2 separate regions of the Homo sapiens genome follow, and region 1 is linked to region 2. A link is a loop called in an ENCODE intact Hi-C map of the cell type or tissue named here. Cell type or tissue: body of pancreas. All regions are shown on one strand. Each heading gives the region's core, and the rest is flanking DNA. Links, peaks and the distances in the headings are about the cores only.

Region 1 (10,662 bases), core at 1,266-9,265, 120 kb after region 2:
TCAGGCACCTGGGTGTTTGGAAGGAGTCCACTGAATTTCCATGGAAACCTGGTCTCACTGATGGACCCAGTCTGGGGAGGGTTCCTGGGATTGAGGACGAGGCTTCGGCACTCAGGAGCTCTGAATGTGCTGTTAGCAGTTCGGCCAGCCAGCTTGTCCTGGACATCGGCTAACGTCTCATGCATGGGGTGTGCTGGCCCGGAGGCCAAAGCTGGTCAGGGCAGGAAGCTGGCTCAGAAGGTCGGTGCCAATTAATGATACAAAACATTGCAGAGGCCCGAGGATTCAGCGGGCTTGGCTAAATCCCTTGTTTGGCCTGCTTGCTGTTTCTGTTTTATCCTGCTGACCAAGAGCTGTGTGACACCCTTAGACAATAGTCACATATTTTCTTTTCATGTAAAAATAGTAAGTAGAAATTTCATATAGAAAATAAGAATTACGTGTACATTAATCTTTATGCCTATAAGATACTGTGACAAATGAAAAGAGAAACAAAAATAAAATACACATTTTCTGGGAAGGCAAATTTTATGTTTAGTGGACGTGCTGTTAAATATTTATCGTTTGTGATCAGTTTTAAGGGAGATAAAATCCGAAATAGTGTTTTTGAGGACAATAGTGGAGGCTAGTTCTGTATCACTGATTTGGAAACAGACACTAAGAGTTCATCCATCCCGGGTTAATGGCTGTTTGGAATGCCTTTGTAGAGCACGCTAAGATATATAAATGACACAGTCTCAACCCTTTGGTAGATTCAGCATCTCTCCTGTGGTAATCTGTGATACTAGACAGAAAGCACGCTGATAAGCTTCACGAGACAGATGGGCTCCTGTTCCCAGTTAGGTGATGGCCTCCTTCTGTGGGATCACCCATTCCCACAGGGTGACATGTGACTTCCAATGGCTCCTCACAAGGAGAGTCCCTAGTCCCCATCCCGTTGATGTGTATCTACATTCCCTCCCATTGATTCCCATCCCAGCAGCCACGTGACATCTTTGGCTAGTGGAACCTAGTGGACGTGCCCTGTGCCACCTCCCAGCAGAAGGTTTGGAGTCCTTGCCTTGATTCTTCGATCTGCCATGAGAGTGGTCCTGCTGACCCAGGGGCTGGCCTTTCAGCCAGGCCTTGATAAGAGAATCCGACAGGTAGACCTGAAGCCAGTCCTCAGCACCAAGGACCAAGAGCAAGAAATGAACGTGTCTTATGAGCCACTGAGATTGTGAGCTTGTTTGCTTAAGCTAGCTGATGTATCGAGGCAGTACCAATAGCGAAAACAACATGGTTAGTAATGTCAAGACCGAAGGACTCCTCTTACTGGTCACAGATTTAGGAAACTATTGTTACTGAAATTTCATCTCCCAACCTCATTCCCATCTGAATTTACTACATCCCTAGGAGAGACTGTGATTTTCTGGGTCCCATAGGCCCCACTGAACTAGTAGCTGAGGATCAAGCAGGGCCATGATGATTTGTCCCAGTGACATAACAGCAACTGATTCCACAAGCAGCATAATTAAATAGTAAAAATGTTCGGTAAAGAATGTAAGTGCTAACTCTTAAATGTTACCCCTTTCAGCACCAGCAGTCCTCCTAATTATTGACATAGGTGTGTATTAGTCATTTTCACACTGCTCTGAAGAAATGCCTGAGCCTGGGTAATTTACAAAGAAGAAGAGGTTCAATGGACTCACATTCCACATAGCTGGGGAGGCCTCACAATCGTGGCAGAAGGTGAAGGAGGAGCAAAGGCACGTCTTACATGGTGGCGGGCAAGAGACTGTGTGCAGGGGAACTGCCCTTTATAAAACCACCAGATCTCATGAGAGTTATTCACTACCATGAGAACAGCACAGGAAAACCCTCCCTCATGACTCAAGTACCTCCCATTGGGTCCCTCCTATGACATGTGAGGATTATGACACTTGAAGATGAGATTTGGGTGGGGACACAGCCGAACCATATCAAGGGGTTTATGGTCTGTATTCCTGTGAGCACATGAAATGCGACCCTCTCTAAGGTGGGCGCCCTGCCTTCTCTGCTCCATGTCCTGACTGTGGACCAGAGCCTGGTGCGTAGTAAATGTTCATTTAATTTGTGTCGTCTGACCAAAGACCTGGCCCACAGTGGCCCTGGAGATGCTGGCACCAGAAACAGTGCTGGGAAGCCTCTGTTGAGTTGCTTTGCTCAGAATAGCAAAGGGATAGAGCCCATATGTACCCAGGGAATTTTCCAGCACTTTCTTTTTTTTTTTTTTTTTTTTTTTTGAGACGGAGTCTCGCTGTGTCGCTCAGGCTGGAGTGCAGTGGTGCAATCTCAGCTCACTGCAAGCTCTGCCTCCCGGGTTCATGCCATTCTACTGCCTCAGCCTCTCGAGCAGCTGGGACTATAGGTGCCTGTCACCACTCCCGGCTAATTTTTTTGTATTTTTAGTAGAGACGGGGTTTCACTGTGTTAGCCAGGATGGTCTCAATCTCCTGACCTCGTGATCTGCCCGCCTCGGCCTCCCAAAGTGCTGGGATTACAGTCCTGAGACATCGCGCCCGGCTGGATGTGCATTTTATTTGCTCTTTCTGTCTGCGTGTTTTTAAGGAGTTAGTTTTGGGATCCCTATGAACTCACACAGTCAATTAAAACAGGTAAAATAGTATAGCTTTGATGAAGATACACAGTACATACTCTTCTAGTCCAGGCACTATTCTTCCGTATTTAGAAATCTCCTTCCTTCCTTTATTTCTTTAGCCTTTCCTTTAATTTTTTTTTTTTTTGAGAAAAGTACTCCGCATATTCATGTGTGCATTCAGAAACATACATTGGTAAATGGCACCTGCAGGGAAGTATTTGACAATCAATGGGCTAATATATAATTCAAGAGTTTTCTTTTCCTTTATTTTTCAATTAATGTCAGCATCAGTTCATTTCAAATTAATGAATACCACAGGAAAAATAGGACCTCAGAAGAGGTAAGAATGTAACAAAAGTCAGAGGCAAACAAGATTCCCACAATTGATCATCCAATATTTTTATCTCTAATCTTTTAGAAGTGACTATTTTTATGTCTAATGAACACTCACTATGTTTACGTCCAGTGCACATTAACCATTTGTTCGGTCTTATTCTAAAAATGTTGAACTCTTTCCTTTTCTTTCTAGATTTCTTTGGGGGCAAGCTAATATAATTTTTTCATTGTCTTACAGAGGTATAAGGAGTTGGTTTCTTTCTCCTGCCCCCTCATTTCTGCAGCCCTGCTGTAATCAGCCAGCCCACAGTAAATGGAGCCCGCACTCCAAATGAGGTCTCACACAGAGCAGGAATGATTTTCACTGGCTAATTTAAGATACCTCCATTTATGCTTGACAGGAAGGCATTTTGTCCTGTCTATTCAAGATTCTTTTTAACAGCACACGAACTTTGAGAAATGTATCCCTTCTATAGCATCCCTTTAACTCATTTTAAAAATGTGCATTCATATGAAGAGATTTTGCATTTGTGGCATACATTTGTGAATGCCTATATTTATACGGACAGATAAAAAATTTATTTGTATACAAAATACACATAAAATTTGCCAACACACTCACCCGCATTCCACAGCCTCTCTTCACATCGGATGCTGCATAAAAGAGTTCACGTTTCAAGGATGCAAAATGCATGAGGCTACTTTTCAGAGAGCTCTCAGGCCAGGAAAACTAGGCTGCATCCAGGAACACTGGGCACAGCTGGAGATTGATGGTGTAAATACCAATTCAGACCCTAAACTGCTGACCACCGCCTCTCGGAGAGCTCAGGCCAGCCTTCCAAGTGTCTCTGCATGTCTCCATGTGTCATTAATCCATTGCTCAATGCCACGAAAATGCATCTGATGACTTTTTTTTTTTTCCCCTGGCAAACAGTTCCATTGAGTAGGCAGGTGGGAGTACTTTTAGCGTTTGCTGGTTAGTCTCTCCAACTTGATTGCTTTAGGCTAATCCCATTTTAAAGACCTGTGGAAAGTGCTTTGGGCTTGTGAATGAAATTTAATTCTATGCTTCCAACAGGAGGAAAGGCACTGGCCTGGTTTAGGGGCTGCACCTCTGTGGGCTTTCTCCTCTCTCCTCCCCACCCCTCACTCTGCTATCCCCTCGCTTCCCTGAAAGCACACAACTCACCCAAAACTGACCTGTCCAAACAACAAACAGCTTACAGTAGCTGGCCTGGAAAGATCTTGGAAATCCAATTTGCGTGTGATTATTTAATTCCTACTCCAGCCCCCCATTCAGAGACTGGAATGACGTGTCAGGAATTCATTTACATCCTGATTCTTATTCACTCTCATGCCTCCATTTTTGGACTTCAGGCGTTGCAGAAACAATTCCAATCTTGCAAAATGATTTTAATTTGATGGACGTTTTAGTGTTAATTCAGGTGTGATGAATTACTAATTTGAAACATCATTTTTTTTTTCAGTGAAACTGTATTGAAGAGGAGCCCAGACCTAGCTATTAATGGCTTCTCTGGCTAAACTTGTGAAATCATGGGAGACCAAAGCCATTCAGAATCATTTCTTTCTTTTTTCTTTTCTTTTTTTCCCTTCGCAATAAGCATGCTTCATTTTTCTAAACAGAACAAAAAGAGATACCTAGAGAGTTGAGAAAGGATTTTTCAGAGTGAGGTGCTGGGTGGTTTCTGGGAACATGGTTTTCCTCACTTCAGTGTTGGAAGGAAGATGTTTAATGAACCCTCTTCCTCTCAGCAGAGGTATCTCCAGACATCCAGGTGAAGGCAGATTTGGGGCCTATCAATTTAAGGCAGTTCACAGAGAAAATGTTTTCCCTTGATTTAATGTTTCCGGATGTGAACTGTAGGGCAGCTGATTCAAATCAGAGAAAATTTCTAGTCCGCCTTCTCGGAGGACTTTGCAGGTCCAGGGGGGTTAGATGCACCTGTTGGTCGTCAGCGTGGATCAGACCTGAGTTTTGACGATACACTGGCTCCCCCTGCTGGTTGCCTCTTGGATTCTCCATAGCTGAAACTGTTAACTGCCTGCTGTTCCTTCTCACCCCAGGACGTGAGAGAGCTTTCGGTTCCCTCCCCACAAGGCGAGTGTGCATCTTCCACTGCACCCCAAAGCTGCTGCCTGCTTCTCCTCTGTTTTCATAACCTGGGATGCCTTCCTCTGAGGTCTGCTTCACAAGAATGGATTCATCACTTCAATTTGCAAAGTCACAGTTGGGTGGACATTCCGGTCAAGAATTCCAGGCGGAGGCCCTCTGTCTTTGACAGCTGGCTCTAGGGTTTAGCTGTTTAGGTTTTTTTGCTCATGACTACTGGGATCTGCTCTGCTCAGGAACGATCCTCCCATAATGTGGACGTGGCCGAGGGCTTGGGTGGAACCTTGCAGTGGCGTCAGGGGCTTGCCCTCCAGGGACCCCACTCAGTGGGGCCTCTTACCATCTATTGACCAGGCTGTTTTTACAGAGGCACAGGGAGAGAGGCTAATGGGCAGAAGACGGACAGTAATGCCGACGGTTTTTGTCGGTAGCAATGCAAATGAATTTTGTCTGGTAGAGATACAATTGATTTCCTTTCTATAAGAAAGTGTAACCACAAGCATCATTTTGTTATTGGCCTGGAGGACATTTAGCAGCTTTATGCCTATTAGCAAGTTCATTCCAGATTCCAACCGCCTATGCGCACCTTGCGCTCCACGTGTGCTGTTGAACAAGTCGATATCTTATGTCTCCCTCCTTTATTGATGAGTTAAACATGCTCTTTGACATGTGTTGAATTTATTTTTACATGGAAGTCATATACATCTAGCCTACCCTGTCACTCCGCAAACTCAGGACATGCCTTTGGCCATATAGTCTCTGTTTTTCGATTAATCTCTGAACTTCTCAGTACCTCAAGGGCGTGAAGCACAGCCTCTCCCTTCAGAGCCTTTTTATCTCTGTGTTAGTCAGGGTTCTCCAGAGAAACAGAAGCAACAAGATAAATAGATAAGTGGATAGGCAGATGACAGATAGAGAGACAGATAGACAGATGGAAAGACAAACAACAGATAGACAGACGGAGAGACAAGCAACAGATAGACAGATGGAGAGACAAACAACAGATAGACAACAGATAGACAGATAGATGACAGACCGATAGATACATAACGGACAGGGATAAATAGATAGATGGACAGACAGACAGACAGGAATTTATAGAAGAGGTTTATTAAGAGGAATTGGCTTATGCGATTGTGGAGGCTGGGAAGACCCACATGTTCCCTCCTGCACGCTGGAGACCTGGGAGAGCTGATGATGTCAGTCCCAGTCTGCATCTGAGGCCTGAGAACCAGGAACTCAGATGTCCCAGGGCAGGAGAGGATGTCTCAGCTGAAACAGAGGAAATCTGCCCTCCCTTCACTTTCTGGTCTATTCAAGCCCTCGGGGGACAGGTTGATGTTGCCCACATGGGTGAGGGTGGAGCCTTTTCACTCAGTCCACTGGTTCACATGCTCACCTCTTCCAGAAATGCCCTCACCGCCCTCCCAAGAAATCATCCTTTACCAGCTACCTGTATACCCCTTAGCCTGGTCAAGACAATACATAAAATAAACCATGGCACCTTCCCCATCTTTGCAACGACTCTTCTGAGGTCCTGTGGGCTTATGTACCACAAGCCAGGAGAGAATTTGTGCCCTAGGATGGACAGGCGGTGTCGAGTGGAGGCTCGATCCTGCAGCCTGCGGTACACCATGGCCCCCAGGTCCTGGGCACACATGTCCGAGGGAAGCTACTCTGCTTCCACCAAGCCTGCAAGCTCAGGGGTCTGCCAAGTTGCTCCTGCTGGCACCTGTTCTGATGGGCACAGGCGGGTTCCATCACAGCCTGTTTCATCCACCTAACTCTGCTCTCCTCTCCTTTCTAGCAGCCATCAAAGGACATGTTGCTTTCCCTTTACTTGCTCAAGAGCAATTTCATTCCACTTTTCTAGGTAATTGTGGCTGTTGTCCCGCGGTTGTATTTCTAAGGTGCAGCAACAACCCTGCTGGCTCCAAGGTGACTTTTCCACCGAGGATAAAACGAGGAAGCTGGTTGACACTTTGTTCCCTAAAATACAAGAAACAAAACGTCCATTTAATTGTCGTGGGCACTCTACTCTGGAGGACACCCTGATCAGAAACTTCGCGTGACTACAAATCTTAGGCTTTGCAGTACCCACAGGCTGTAAAATGAACAGGTTCGTTTCAGTGGCTCAGAGGCAGTCAATACCATGTGTAGGCCTGGGAGGCCTCCCTCAGCTGTCCCCTGCCTTTGTGACTCCATAGCTCCTTGAGACAGAAACATCGATGTATGCAGCATGAGGTTCTGCTCCAAACGAAGAACACGCACCCCCTTAGAGTTCAGCAGACACTTCAGTGCACAGCAAGGAAACTGAGGCTCAGAGAACCAGTGGCTCCCTCACCCAGGTCATCAGAGGCAGAGCCAGGGCAAGATCTCTGTCTCCTTGGCTCCCGTCTCACAGTTCTGGGCCAGTTGGGCCCTTGCAAACTGGGCTTCCTGCCAGCCACGGCACTTCCTGATGAACAGGATGCATTAGCTCAGAGAGCCTATTTATCTTGGTTTTGCCCAGAGCAAGCCCTCGCTATGGCTGTTTCTGAATCTTCTGGGAGTTCGGGTGGATTTGTGGTCAGGGCTGAGGAGCTCTCTTGTTGATCCTTCGTTGGAAGTGGGAACTCCTGCATTTCTGTCTCAGAGTTCGATTACATACCTTGTTGAGTCACGAGTTCCCATCTACAGATGAGGAACCTGAGTTCAGCACCTGAGATCTACCAGCAGCTAAGGGGCTAGAGGGTGCTGGAACCCAGGACTCGTCAGCTCTTCTTGAAAGCGCACTGAATTCACATGGACGTTTAGTAATTTTAAAGTTCTTTTCAACTGGAGTCTAGAGTGTTTGTGTCCTTTGCACTTAATACTTAGGGCTTTGAATGACTCATCTTCCAAAAGATCTTTCTTTCCCCGAAAGCCAAGAGGAGGGCCTGTGTGAATAAGGACCAATCATCTCGTTGGGCATGAATATTGCTACTGAAAACTAATGTTTTCATGCTAATACCATGGAAGAGAAGAACACCAGTTTGGAATTTGGGGAACTGGATTTTTACTTTAAGTATTATTAGAACCTCTCGCATAATTGTGGCCAGTCCTTATCCTCTCTGGACTGCAGCTTTCTGGTTATACATTGCTCTGTTAGGCTCTAGAGGTCCTCCCAGCGTAGAGCTCTGCAGTGTTTCTACAAAGTAGGATCAGGAGTTGGGAGGCCCAGTTTTACCTCTGTGTGGCCTTGTCGCTGAGCCTCAGAAACTTGGCAAGATAAGGATAATTTTTGACTTTTTTAGCTTTAAAAATACAAAAGTCATCAGAACAAAATATTCAAAAAGAAGACATCAGCCCATCGTTCTTAGGTACTTTGGGATCATCAGGACAGTGTCCCCAATGATCTCAGCTGACAGTCTCCACATGATTCTTTCTGCTTATAAAGTCTCCATGCTCCTAAATTGTATTTTCTCGAATGCCCAGCTCTATCAGAAGCTGCCATCTGGAAAGGAGAATGGCATCAATTAGTTTCTGATAGGAAATCTCAAGAATCTCCAAAATTGGTCTTCAATTTTCTGGAAGCACGAATAGGAACTGGGTCTCAGCTGTGAAACTGAGGTCAGATACCAAGGACACTTTAATCAGTGATGGTCAGAAACATGTGTCGCCCCAAACACGGGTGTGCCTGCTGCACACAGCACAGTCACTGTGGTGTGATAATGGCCATCACTGCAGCCACTCAGCACAATAACTGTGGTGTGATAATGGCCATCACTGCAGCCACTCGCTCACACATGCACGAGTATTAGGTGGAATAAATCCATCGCAACAACTGCTTATAATTGACGGCTGTGCTCTGACAGTTGGTACAAATACGACTACCGACCACTTTTGTTTCTTGCACGTGTTCAATGAGAAAACCCTTTAAACATAGACAGTGCAAATTATGGTAGGAACAGAATAACACACGGGAAAATTAAAGACTTTCCTCTGAAAACCCCACTTTTAATCAAGGCTGGAAGTCAGAATGCCACAGTTGAAGGAAGAGGGACGTGGAGAAGATGATTATGCTAGAATGCTTAGGAATTCAATTTCACTTGCAACAAAATGGTGCCTGTGAGCTGCTCACACGGTAGACCTGCCAAACGACCTCACAAGCAATCCGGCAGTGCTTCCTCAGCGTCAAAAACCCCCAAGCAATCTGTGTGACCGACTTTTCACCACTAAGGAACTCTCTGGGTTAACACATGTTGGAGACACATGCTTCCTTACGTTTGTGGTTTTTCCAGTAAAGTCTAGGACCTCATGGGTTGCTGTTTTCCACTTTTCATTGGCAGGAACTGTGGGCAAAACATGAGATTGATAGGTCATTGGAATGGGTAGCAAATCCCAGGTTGATGCCCTGGCTCAGAGGGCAGCTTTTGAATCACGCGAATCTGGGTTCAAAATGTGGCTCCTCCCTTTGGTAGCACTGTGTCCTGAAGACACACTAAAGAGGCAGGCCACAGACAGAGGACCTCGGGGAGAGAGGGCAGACCTTCCTTCTCAGCCCTGGGAAAGATGTCCCCCGACTCGAAGCCTCCACGTGTCCATCCGGGAGGCAGGGATAAGGGTGGAATTCAGTTCACACTGCGGTGAGGATACTGTGTAGCAATGCTTATGAAGGGCTTAGCCTACTGACTGGCATTGTCCAGTACTCAACCATGGGTACACGCGGTTCTTTGCCCACAAAGGCGTTGGTCTGGCGTCTTTCACAAATACATCAAGGTCCCACGAAGGAGTTCCCCAAACCGTGTAACTGGGAACCCTTGTGCATGCCATATCCTGGGTTACTAAGTCAATGAGATTTGATTCTTCGGGATGTCTGAAGATTAAACAGCGTGAAAGGAACAAGTGAGATTTGATGGCCAAGGGTGTTTCCTTCAGGGGGCAGAGTCTCTAAACTGTGCAAAGAGAAAAGTGAGAGCCACACTCCCCTTGCAGAAAATCTTTACGGAGACCTGGCATTGCGGGTCTGAAAGTGTGAGTCATCTGGGGTGAGGGGAAAGGGAAACCCAGAGTGGCTATGTCCTCACCCGAAGAGTGGAGATGACTAAGGTGAATCTGAGAAACTGCCGAGTTTTGGAAGCCACTTGAGGGGCTGCAGTCTTGACCCTCGCTGCCTCTCAGCTTTTTTTTTTTTTTTTTTTTTTGAGACAGAGTCTCACTCTGTCACCCAGGCTGGAGTGCAGTGGTGTGATCTCAGCTCACTGCAAGCTCCGCCTCCCAGGTTCAAGGGATTCTCCTGCCTCAGCCTCCCGAGTAGCTGGGATTACAGGTGCGTGCCACCATGCCGGGTAATTTTTGTATTTTTAGTTAGAGACTGGGTTTTACCATGTTGGCCAAGATGGTCTCCATCTCTTGACCTCGCGATCCACCCCCATCGGCTTCCCAAAGCGCCGGAATTACAGACGGGAGCCACTGCGCCCGGCCTGCCTCTCGACTTTCAATGCCTCACCGCTCCTTAGTGAGGAAGCAAACCCGCAGAGTCTCGGTAATTAAAAGTTGTGAATGTCTCCTTTCCTTTTTCTGATAAATTAAAAGGATTTGACATAGGAAGAAG
Region 2 (10,662 bases), core at 1,881-9,880:
ATTCCTTTCATGTGAAAGGACAGACCTTTCTATGTGTAAGCCTCTGTTAGCTTGAGTCTTCCATTTTATGCAGCCAAACTTAACCCTAACTGACACACATCATCTGCTTATATTTTTGTGATGCTGTCTCTAATCTCTTAGGTAACTGTGTCCTCCCAGAAACCTATGGAGAGCTGAAGGGGTTTTAGGATTGTGGAATCCACCCTCCTCGTTTGGTAAAAGAGGACAAAGGCCACAGAGCAGTGCGCTGGCTGAGGCATGCGATTGTAAACCAAAAGGTACCTGAGACCAATCTCAATCCATTTAAAAGTTAATTCTGCCAAGGTTAAGGACATGCTCGGAAGGAAAAAACATGGAATCACAGAAACAGTCTGTGGTCTGTGCCTTCCTCCCAGTATGATTTTGAGGGCTTCAGTATTTAAAGGGGACCGGTGGGCTGGAGGGGAAGGGTGGGCTGGAGGGAAAAGGTGGACTGGAGGGGAAGGGTGGGCTGGAGGGAAAAGGTGGACTGGAGGGGAAGGGTGGGCTGGAGGGGAAGGGTGGGCTGGAGGGGAAGGGTGGGCTGGAGGGGAAGGGTGGGCTGGAGGGAAAAGGTGGACTGGAGGGGAAGGGTGGGCTGGAGGGGAAGGGTGGGCTGGAGGGGAAGGGTGGGCTGGAGGGGAAGGGTGGGCTGGAGGGGAAGGGTGGGCTGGAGGGAAAAGGTGGACTGGAGGGGAAGGGTGGGCTGGAGGGGAAGGGTGGGCTGGAGGGGAAAGAGGGAACCTGTGGTCATCCTTAGGTTGCAAGAGAAACAGAGCAGATGGGGATGGTCAGCTATGTCTTCATCTCACATGTGGTAAATCAGCCCTGTACGTAAGATAAGGTGAACATAGACCAGCTTCCTGTGGAGATATGTAACCCTTTATCTGTAGCTATCTGCTTAGGAACAAAAGGAAAGGCAGTTTCTTGCATGATTCAGCTTCCAGCTTAATTTTTTTTTCCTTTTTGGCTGTGAATTGGGGTCCCAAAGCTTTATTTTCCCCGCACACTATATTGTATCTGAAAACTGTTGTTTGGGACCTAAAATTGTTTACTTACTCCACCTACATCCCTTAGCTCAGTTTCCATTTGGAATGGCTTCCGGAAGGCTGGAATTGAAATCCACCAGTGCCCATTTCAAGGTGCTCCCAACACAGCCTGGAAAAAAGGAGCCCAGATACGCTTCCCTGTGGACGCAGGTCAGTCATCAGGACGCACAGAAACAGCGTTGCCCTTGGCCTGGAGCCATTGTCCTGAAAGGGGATCCTTCCCAACTGGGGCCTGAGACTGATCCCTGAGAAGTGGCCCCTCCATCCTGGAACCCCTCCTGCTTGTGTCTCCTTACTTCCTGGTGATCACCGCATTCAGGCTCAGAATGCCGCAGGCCTATCCCACTGGAAGCTGCCAAGGTGCCCAGCGCCCTGTTGCACTCTTGTCCCACAGGACGCCAGGCACAGCAGCAGCATCAAGGGACCAGCAGGGAAGAGGCTGCAGTGATTTGGGGAAACAGTGTGAAAATCACCTGGGGCCTGGCGACACGGGGTCCCGCCTCCTCCCCCATATTAGGTCCCAGAGAAAATGACAATATGAACAGCTCATGTCACCATTATTAGGCAGAGTCTTTATTCTTTCCTTAATCTTTGCCATTAAATTGAGCTCTATAGGACCATTTTCTGCTTTTAATGCCAATAAATGAAATTCCAGAGCTGCTTCTGTAAAAAAAAAAGTTTCATTTTCATTATTTTACTATTCGTTACATTAATTCTATTATTTTATTCTCTTTTTTGTTAGAAGAACTTCAGCCTGAGAGGGGCTATCCCTGCTGCCTTGTAGGTACAGAAGGGGAGAGAATGAGTCTCTCCAAAAAAGGGTTTCATGAAAGCACTGAGGCAAGATACTCACCTCAGAGGGTTCAGGACAAGGACACTCACTTTGTTCTGTGCGGTGTGGAGACGGGGGTGGGCATTCCTCCGTGGCACTAACTGGTTCCCTCTTGCCTTCAGCTGCCAGTGCCCTTGGACATGTCATTTGGACAAAACACTTTTCCATGTCCTGCCATCCATTCCACGGAGGCAGGAGAAAAGGGTCTGGAGGCAGGAACATAAGGCCGATTCACCCTGACTTCGGAGAACTAAATCAAATGGAAACTCTTGGGCTATGACAGGAAATATCCTCTCCATTTACACAGGGCGTACACCGAGTACATGATTTTGTAATTTTACTTCATCCTCTTTATTTACATAGAGTGTACACCAAGTAACCAATGGAAACCTCTAGAGGGTATTTAAACCCCAGAAACTTCAGTAACGGTCTCTCCATGCTCGGGCCCTCCCACCCTGTGGAGTGTGCTTTCATTTTCCATAAATATCTGCTTCTGTTGCTTCATTTTTTCCTTGCTCCATTTGTGCGTTGTGTCCAATTCTTTGTTCAAGGTGCCAAGAACCTGGACACCTTCAACCAGTAACATTATCTTACTATCTTGTTTTATTTTTTTATTTTATTTTTTTATTTTTATTTTTTATTTTTGAGACGGAGTCTTGCTCTGTCACCCCGGCTGGAGTGCAGTGGTACGATCTCGGCTCACTGGAAGCTCCGCCTCCTGGGTTCACGCCATTCTCCTGCCTCAGCCTCCCGAGTAGCTGGGACTACAGGCACCTGCCACCATGCCCGGCTAATATTTTTTTGTATTTTTAGCAGAGATGGGGTTTCACTGTATTAGCCAGGATGGTCTTGATCTCCTGACCTCGTGATCCTTCAGCCTCGGCCTCCCAGAATGCTGGGATTACAGGTGTGAGCCACCGCACCCGGCCTACGATCTTGTTTTAAAACTGAACTCAATTTTTCATCTGTTCACCTAGTTTTTAGATAATTACAATGAAATACACTTGGAATTTACCACAGCTTAATATGAGGGTCACTATGAGCTATACGACAGGTTTTATGTTTAAAAGTTTGCAACATTTTTTATTGCTCTTTCATTTACAAACTACAGTAAATGCTTTTTTTATGTTTAATTATGAAATATATGACACATAAGAGTCTATAAAACTTGGCTAGTCATGGTGGCTCATGCCTGTAATCCCAGCACTTTGGGATGCTGAGGTGGGTGGATCACCTGAGGTCAGGAGTTCAAGACCAGCCTGACCAACATGGTGAAACCCGTCTCTATTAAAAAAAATACAAAAAGTTAGCGAGCATCATGGCAGGCGCCTGTGATCCCAGCTACTCGGGAGGCTGAGGCGGGAGAGTCGTTTGAACCTGGGAGGCGGAAGTTGCAGTGAGCTGAGATCGCGCCATTGCACTCTAGCCTGGGCTACATGAGCGAAACTCCACCTCAAAAACAAACAAAGAAACGAACAAAACTGAATGCATAATCCTATAGAGTAATAATTGCACTGTTGTCATCATCCTTTAGCATCGAGTGTCTTGAAAGGCTACAATATGCCCTTCCTTGATCACCTGGGTCTCCCTTCTTCACCCATACATAGGACTCATGTGTTAATATTTGTCTTGCTTTTCATAAGGTTTATCATTTCTGTGTATATTATTAAGCAAAGTCATATGGTTTGTGTACTGTATATGGAATAGCAGTGTATTTTTCAGTAATTTCCTTTGTTCACTGTAATTTTTCATTGTTGATGCTTTTAACTGCAGTTCATTTTCACTGTTGTATAATATTGCACAATGTGAGTATGCCAACTTTTTTCCTTGATAGAGGTGTATTTGGATGGCCTTCAGGTGTTTTCTATTTCTACAATCACTGCCTAAATATTCTTGCCCCATATGTGTCTCTTGGACAAGACAGTGCAAGGGCATTTCTGGGGGGACATGCCTGAGAAGGCAAATGTGAGGCCACAGAGCTTTTTATGAAATACAGTCTCTTCACAGCTGCAACAGCAGTGGATACTTTGCCAGCAGTTGATCTTTTCCACCTTTTGGATTTTTGTGGCTCTGCTGAATTTGTTTCTTGAATTATTGGATGTATCCACAGTACTTTGTTTACTTATGTTTTGTAACTTTTTGCACCTGGACTTATCTTCCTTGGAATTTTATGTGGGGAGATATTTTGAGGACAGAGTTGCATTGTTTCAGCAAGGATTTTCTGCTCACATGGGGTAGAGGTGAAGCTAGCAGCCACCTGGTGCCACGTCAATTTGACCCATGCTCTTGATGTCTTCCAGCATGAACTCCTGGAGGACTGTTTCTCACTGGTTCTCAGGGTCAGTGGTTTTCCCTCCACCCATCACCAATGCAGGGACAGGTGCTCTCCTTGCTGCTCCTGCTCTAAGGTGGGCTTTTATTTTAAGTCTAAGATGTCAGATTTCCAACCTCATTTTGGAGAGGCGTCCGGTTTTCTTTCTTATGCCCTGTCCTCTGTGCAACTGTCTAAACAGAAAAAAAATTCCACTTTGGTTCCTGCCAATTCTTTATTGACTGCTGTGGATTCCATCCTTCAATGCCAGCCCAGTCGTGCACTTACAAAGATGTATTTTTGTAGGTTTTATCCAACAACTCAGTTGTTTTATTGGGAAAGCTACTTAGTGTCCCTTATGTTCGAAGTTGGAAGCTCCTGGCAACACCGTAGGTGAGACAGCTGCTCTTCCCCCTTTTCATCATCTTCGTGCTGGGTCCAGGCCTTCTTTGCTCTGTGATTAAGATGCCACAATGGGCTGGGCACAGTGGCTCACGCCTGTAATCCCAGCACTTTAGGAGTCCAAAATGGGTGGATCACCCAAAGCCAGGGATTCAAGACCAGCCTGGCCAACAAGGTGAAGCCCCGTCTCTACTAAAAGTACAAAAAATTAGCCGGGCACAGTGGTGGGCACCTGTAATCCTAGCTACTGCAGAGGCTGAGGCAGGAGAGTCTCTTGAACCAAGGAGGCAGAGGTTGCAGTGAGCCGAGATCATGCCATTGCAGTCCAGCCTGGGCAACAGAGTAAGACTCCATCTCAAAAAAATGTATATGAATAAATAAAAATAAAAATAAATTGCTGCTATAGCCTCTGAACTGCTTGGTCTGCCTCTGGCATCCGTTCTCATGCCCCACATTGGCAGAGATGCGCTCACACCCAGAGGGAAGGCAGGGAGACTGAAGGACTATTATTATTAACAAGAAAGACAAAATTATTCTGAGGACAATGTAATTCTGTTTCCTAGAAATAGTAAAATGCTTTGATAAATTATTAGAATTAACAAAATTCAGTTTAGCACTCATGTTCAAAATGATCACCAACTTTAATATGCCAACAGTAGCCAGACTAAGTAAGAAGAGGGAGTCAGGAGGTCCGCCCACAAGGGCTGGGCCTCTGCATAGAGGGCAGAAAGGTCGACTCACTCTGCAGCCTCCTGCTCCATCAGCATTTTCTGTGGTGACAGCCTGAAACGGCCTGGCCCTCCCTCTCCTGCCTGGGGCCTCCAGCCCAGTCTCAGGGCTGGGCAAGGAATAAGCCCCATTTAGGGCATTTCCTCACTTGACCTTCTTCTGGGCTGAAACGCATTTGCTTTCCAAGTGCTCGTCAGGGAGCCGCACATAGAAGCTCTTGTTTTCTCCCCACTGCTGACTGGTTCTGGGTTCGGGGGTTTTCTCTCCACTGCTGACTGGTTCTGGGTTCGGGGGTTTTCTCTCCACTGCTGACTGGTTCTGGGTTCGGGGGTTTTCTCTCCACTGCTGACTGATTCTGGGTTCGGGGGTTTTCTCCCCACTGGTGACTGATTCTGGGTTGGGGGGCGCCCCCCGTTCCCCGGGCTTCTTGGCCACTGCATCTTTGGCTTTCGCTCCAAGATTTTGACCTCAGTTAAGGATTCAGAAACTTTCTTTTTACACTTTATTCTCAGATTGTTTTTTTAAAAGTCAGGCCAAAAAAAAAAAAAAGACACAGAAAGTGGAGTGAGTCAAGAGTGAGTGTAAAGTTCCGAGGATGAAGCTGAACACGCACGAGCCTCTGTCAGGGTGGTGTCTATGCTCAGGAGCCATGTTCATCCCAGAGCTTCCCAGGACTGAGACCCTAAAAAAAAAAGGAAAAAAAAAAAAAGGAGCATAACAGAAGTAAATGCTAGGATTCTCCATAAGGTCCTTTTTTTTTTTTGGTGAATGGGTTTTTCCCTTAATTTCTAGGCATTTGGCATCATGGAAATAGAACAGCAGCATCTTCTACCTGCAGGGCTGAGATTTTTCGGGTGGACAGAATAAACCAGGGACCCGTATACAGATCAGAGGGTGGGTTGGCAGAAGAGGATGGGCACAGAGGATGTGGGATGATACCAAGCGGCGTTTCTACCATGATGTGTGTGGGATGCGGGGAGGGGAGAGAGAAGCAGGCAGGGAGACAGAGAGAGAGGGGGAGAGTGGGAGACGGAGAGAGAGAGAGAGAGGTAGAGGGAGATAGAAAGGGAGAAAGGGAGGGAGGGAGAGACAGAGAGAGAGGGAGAGAGAGAGAAAGGGATGGATAGAGGGAGGGAGGAAAGGACAGAGAGAGGGAGAAAGAGAGAGAGAGAGAGAGAGGACCAATTCACCACTTTTGTCCAAAGAACCAGGCCAACTGTCTGGAGCCCGAGCGTACCTTCTCTAAAGGGTTTTGGAGCATATGATTCCCTTATTCCTGCAGCTCTTCTAGAATATGACCATCTTCTGACTGTTATTCTATTTTTTTTTAAAAATACACTCCTATGATTATAGCTTGTTTTTCTATCTTGTAAGCTATATCCTGGCAACATTCCAGGAATGACTCTAATTTTATTAACAGTGGGTCCTCAAGTTTCTTCCTACAAAATAGACTTCTGGAACCCTTCCCTGGAGATGGGTAATTTCAGATCATGTTTATGAATTCCTGAGATTCTCATTCAGAGTTAATGATTTCCCCCCGACTTCTGCTCGTGGCTTCATGAGGATTTGTCTTAATTCTCTGTGGGTTGAGGGAGCCATCTTCTCTGGAACCTGCAGCCTTGTTTACAGGGGCTGGTGTGTGTGTGTGTGAGTGTGAGTGTGTGCACGTGCATACATTCACATACACACACACACTCACTTAGGAGGTTAAGGAAACCTCATTAGTATTCCTGTCTTTCAAACCACAGCAGGAAGGCGAAGCCCTGGGCAACACGCTGGCCTCCCGGTTCAGTGACTCCAGGTTCCCAGCCCCGGAGACAGGCCCCGCCTCATGGACTTACCCCTAGCATCTCTCTGCCTCAAAGGATGCTGGCCAGCTCTGTGGTGGGAGCAGCCTGAAAGTCCCTGGGATCTGGGAACTTTTATCGTTCTGAGGAACAAGAAAAACAGAGACACCTGGAAAAGCTTTGCAGGAGGAGTGGCCACAGGTCACCTGGTAGCATGTACATGTCTGCAGGGCCCAGCTGAGTTCTGGGGGATGGAAGGTGGCTCCAGGAAATGGTGACCTGAGGAACAGGTAGGGGCTGAGAACGTGGGGCCTCCTCTGGGAAGACCATCGAGGAAGCAGGACATGAGTGGGGAGGGGCAGTGTTGTGTGAGGGAGCTGGGCAGCACCGGGCAGTGTCCAAGAAGGGTGTGGGGGAGATGGATGGGTGGGGGCAGCCAGAGCAGAGAACAGGTGTAGACAGCAGGTGAGAGAGCAGGTGGGGGGAGCAGGTGTAGACAACAGGTGAGAGAGCAGGTGGGGGGAGCAGGTGTAGACAGCAGGTGAGAGAGCAGGTGGGAGGAGCGGGTGGAAGAGGAAGGTGAGAGAGCAGGTGGGGGGAATGAGTGTAGACAGCAGGTGAGAGGGCAGGTTGGGGGAGCAGGTGGAGGAACAGGCTGACAGCTGGGCAGGTGCCTCTTCAGCAGGTCTCTGTGAGTTTCTACTGTGGACTTTGCAGTGAGGTCAGTGGGAACCACGGAGGGTGTGAGAGAGAGTGTGTGTCCTAATGCTGGGAAGCTGGGGTTTCTCCACTGAGGCACGCATTGCTGGGAAGGCCAGGCCAGATCTCCCTGCCCCTGGGAGCCCCCGGGAGGCCAGGACAGATGGGCTATCTCTGTGTAGAACTAGAGCTTAGGGCCTGATGTCAGTGCAAGGCTGTGCCTCCACCTCCAGACCTTGAGGTCCACTTCACTCCTCTCAGGGAGCAGAGAGGTCAGGTGCTGCCTGGGTGGAGGCCTGGGACTTTTCACCACAGGACAAGCCCGCAGGGGCTGATGGCTGGCAGGAGAGGCCGGCCCTGCCTCCCGCTCCAGGGCTGCCCTCCCCCGCCCCGGGTCAGCTGCTTAGTCATCCCCACACTGGACTTCCTTGTATGGCCAGAAGAGGAGCTGGAGGGTGGTGCAGGGCTGACTGACCCCCGGGACCCCTCCAGCGTCTGGGGCTCAGCTGGGCAGATTCCAATTCTTGGTGGAGAAAGGAGAGCACTTAAAATAGCCTCAGGCAGCTTGCTTCCTAGAGAGGAGAGCCGGGTGGGCTGGGGACCAAGTGTCCAGGAATGACAAGTACCCCTGAGTTAGTCAGTGAGCTGTATGAGCCTCTTGGTAGGCAGTGACCAGCATTCTTTTTGTTTAATGCAATGAAATAGAACAAAAAATACCTGAATGCACCACATTGAGTAAGAGTAACAACCTCTTTGTGAAACTGATTTCAGCCCGCGTGTGGGTCAAATTAGATTCATTTCTTGGCGTGATTCATGGTTTTAAAAAAATAGTTTGAGTGAATCATATTTAAAAGAAGGTATTAAAATATTTTGAAAGTTTCTTACTGATTGGGGAAATGATCCATCTGTTTTCTCTCTGTCTCTCTAGCTCTTTCTCCCCGTCCCTCCCTCCCACCTTTCTTTGTTGTGAGGAGGACGCCTCCTTGTTACTTCGTTACTTCTTTAGACTGGGACCAGATCCCAAATGGTCCATTTGTAAGACAAACAGCAGCGTGGACGTGGCACTGTGCTCGTAAGGGAAGTGCCAGATTCATCCACGAGGCATTTTGAATAGACTTTACCCCACCACGATGCCAGCCTTTTTGAGGATGGCGGCTGTGTTTCTTTGCACAATGTTCAGTAGGGACCCCATCACCCCTATAGCCTGCCTCAAACATGGGACATCTTCAATCAGTGTTAGCTGAACTATGTGTCCTTTCCATGTTTATTGTATTGGAACAAATGGGGCTCTAGACACCTTTCTTTTGCTGCATTCCCTAGCTAGCTAGACAAATTTGGAATTTAGAAAATATATACCTATAGAGGCCAGGGGCAGTGGCTCACACTTGTTATCCCAGCCGTTTGGGAGGCCAAGGTGGGCAGATCACCTGAGGTCAGGAGTTTGAGACCAGCCTGGCCAACATGGCGAAACCCCATCTCTACTAAAAATACAAAAATTACCCAGGCATGATGGCGGGTGCCTATAATCCCAGCTACTTTGGAGGCTGAGGGAGAAGAATTGCTTGAACTTGGGAGTCGGAGGTTGCAGTGAGCTGAGATCACACCATTGCACTGTAGCCTGGGTGATACAGTGAGACTCCATCTCAAAAAAAAAAAAAAAAAAAATATATATATATATATATATATATATATATATATATATAGAAAAAATTCTTTAAAAAAAATGTTTTGAGACAGAATCTCACTCTGTTGCCCAGGCTGGAGTGCAGTGGCATAATTATAGCTCACTGCATCCTTGATCTCCTGGGTTCATGAGATCCTCCTTCCTCAGCCTCCTGAGTAGCTGGGACTGCAGGTGTGCGCCACCATACCTAGCTAATTGTTTTTTATTTTTAGTAGAGACGAGGTCTCACTATGTTGCCCAGGCTGGTCTTGAACTTCTGAGCTCAAATGATCCTCCTGCCTCAGCCTCCCAAAGTGCTGGGATCACAGACATGAGCCACCATGCCTGGGTTGAAAAGCAATTTCAAATAAATGAGTTTTATATACCTGTTACCAAGACTCTAATATTGAGAAAAACAGAAATCCTGGCCTAGTTGACTTTGGACTTCTTTAGTTTTTGGAGCGTCTGGTAAGCTCCCTGCTATGAGAATGAGGAGTGCCCGGAGTCCCCACCCCACTCAGCTTCTGTGGAAGCCTCAGCTGCCCTCATGCTCACGGGGTCCTGTGTCTCACTCCAATCCAAAAGGCTGGGACTGTGCATGCATGGGACACAATGCTAGGAGGCTTGGGGTTCAGCTCAAGATACTAACTTCAACCCTTGGGAATTCGTGTCTGTCTCTCTTCCTCACCTTCTAAGCCCTGCCTGCTGCTCAGAGCCTGGCCTGCAATCTGCACTGGGCATTCTGAATGGGGCATGAGAGAGGCAGGAATGAAGCCTCCCCAAGAAATGCTGAATCACACACTTCATTTAAACAGGACTTGTTGGGTGATTCTTATGCGTAGTAAAATTTGAGAAAGACTTTAATCGCTTCTGTATTATCGATTACTAAGTAACCTAAGCTTTTTTAAAAGACCCTCATCTTTACATAACTGTACTCGCTGACAGCCTGTGACGCCTTTCTCCCCTTCTTTCTCTTCTTTCTCGTGCTCTATGCGCCTGCTCGTCACCACAAGATGGCCCCAGAGCCCCATGAAACCTGTAAAGGAGTCTAGAGCCCTAAGTTGCTTCTCTCAAAGGTCCTGCTGATTTCCTGATTAAAAGATTAAAAGAGCCGGGCACAGTGGCTCATGCCTGTACTCCCAGCTGTTTGCAAGGCCGAGGCAGGCAGATCA

The links. Peaks named below come from ENCODE experiments on the same cell type or tissue, not always from the same donor. Only the 100,000 strongest peaks of a DNase experiment are listed, where the experiment ranks them.
Region 1: a loop joins it to region 2, with 3 times the contacts of the local background. A loop is called at or near these places in 82 of 110 quality-filtered maps.

What each region holds. Positions count from the first base shown.
Region 1 is chr10:2,922,755-2,933,416 of GRCh38, reverse strand. No RefSeq gene overlaps it. Among named protein-coding and RNA genes, the nearest start is that of PFKP-DT, 140 kb to the left of the region's middle. RefSeq lists enhancers at 3,468-4,037, 9,969-10,662. In body of pancreas, for the core only: a CTCF peak has its summit at 4,976 (motif pointing left); DNase peaks (open chromatin) are centred at 4,966 and 7,526.
Region 2 is chr10:3,043,576-3,054,237 of GRCh38, reverse strand. It overlaps LOC124902532 (a long non-coding RNA gene), which reads left to right and starts at 7,127. Exons shown (of 2, transcript XR_007062356.1): 1 at 7,127-7,418; 2 at 10,504-10,662. It overlaps PFKP-DT (PFKP divergent transcript), which reads left to right. Exons shown (of 4, transcript NR_160681.1): 3 at 142-278; 4 at 1,096-1,744. RefSeq lists enhancers at 6,096-6,659, 6,660-7,225, 5,987-8,806 and a silencer at 8,207-8,501. In body of pancreas, for the core only: no CTCF peak of the experiment used is centred there; no DNase peak of the experiment used is centred there.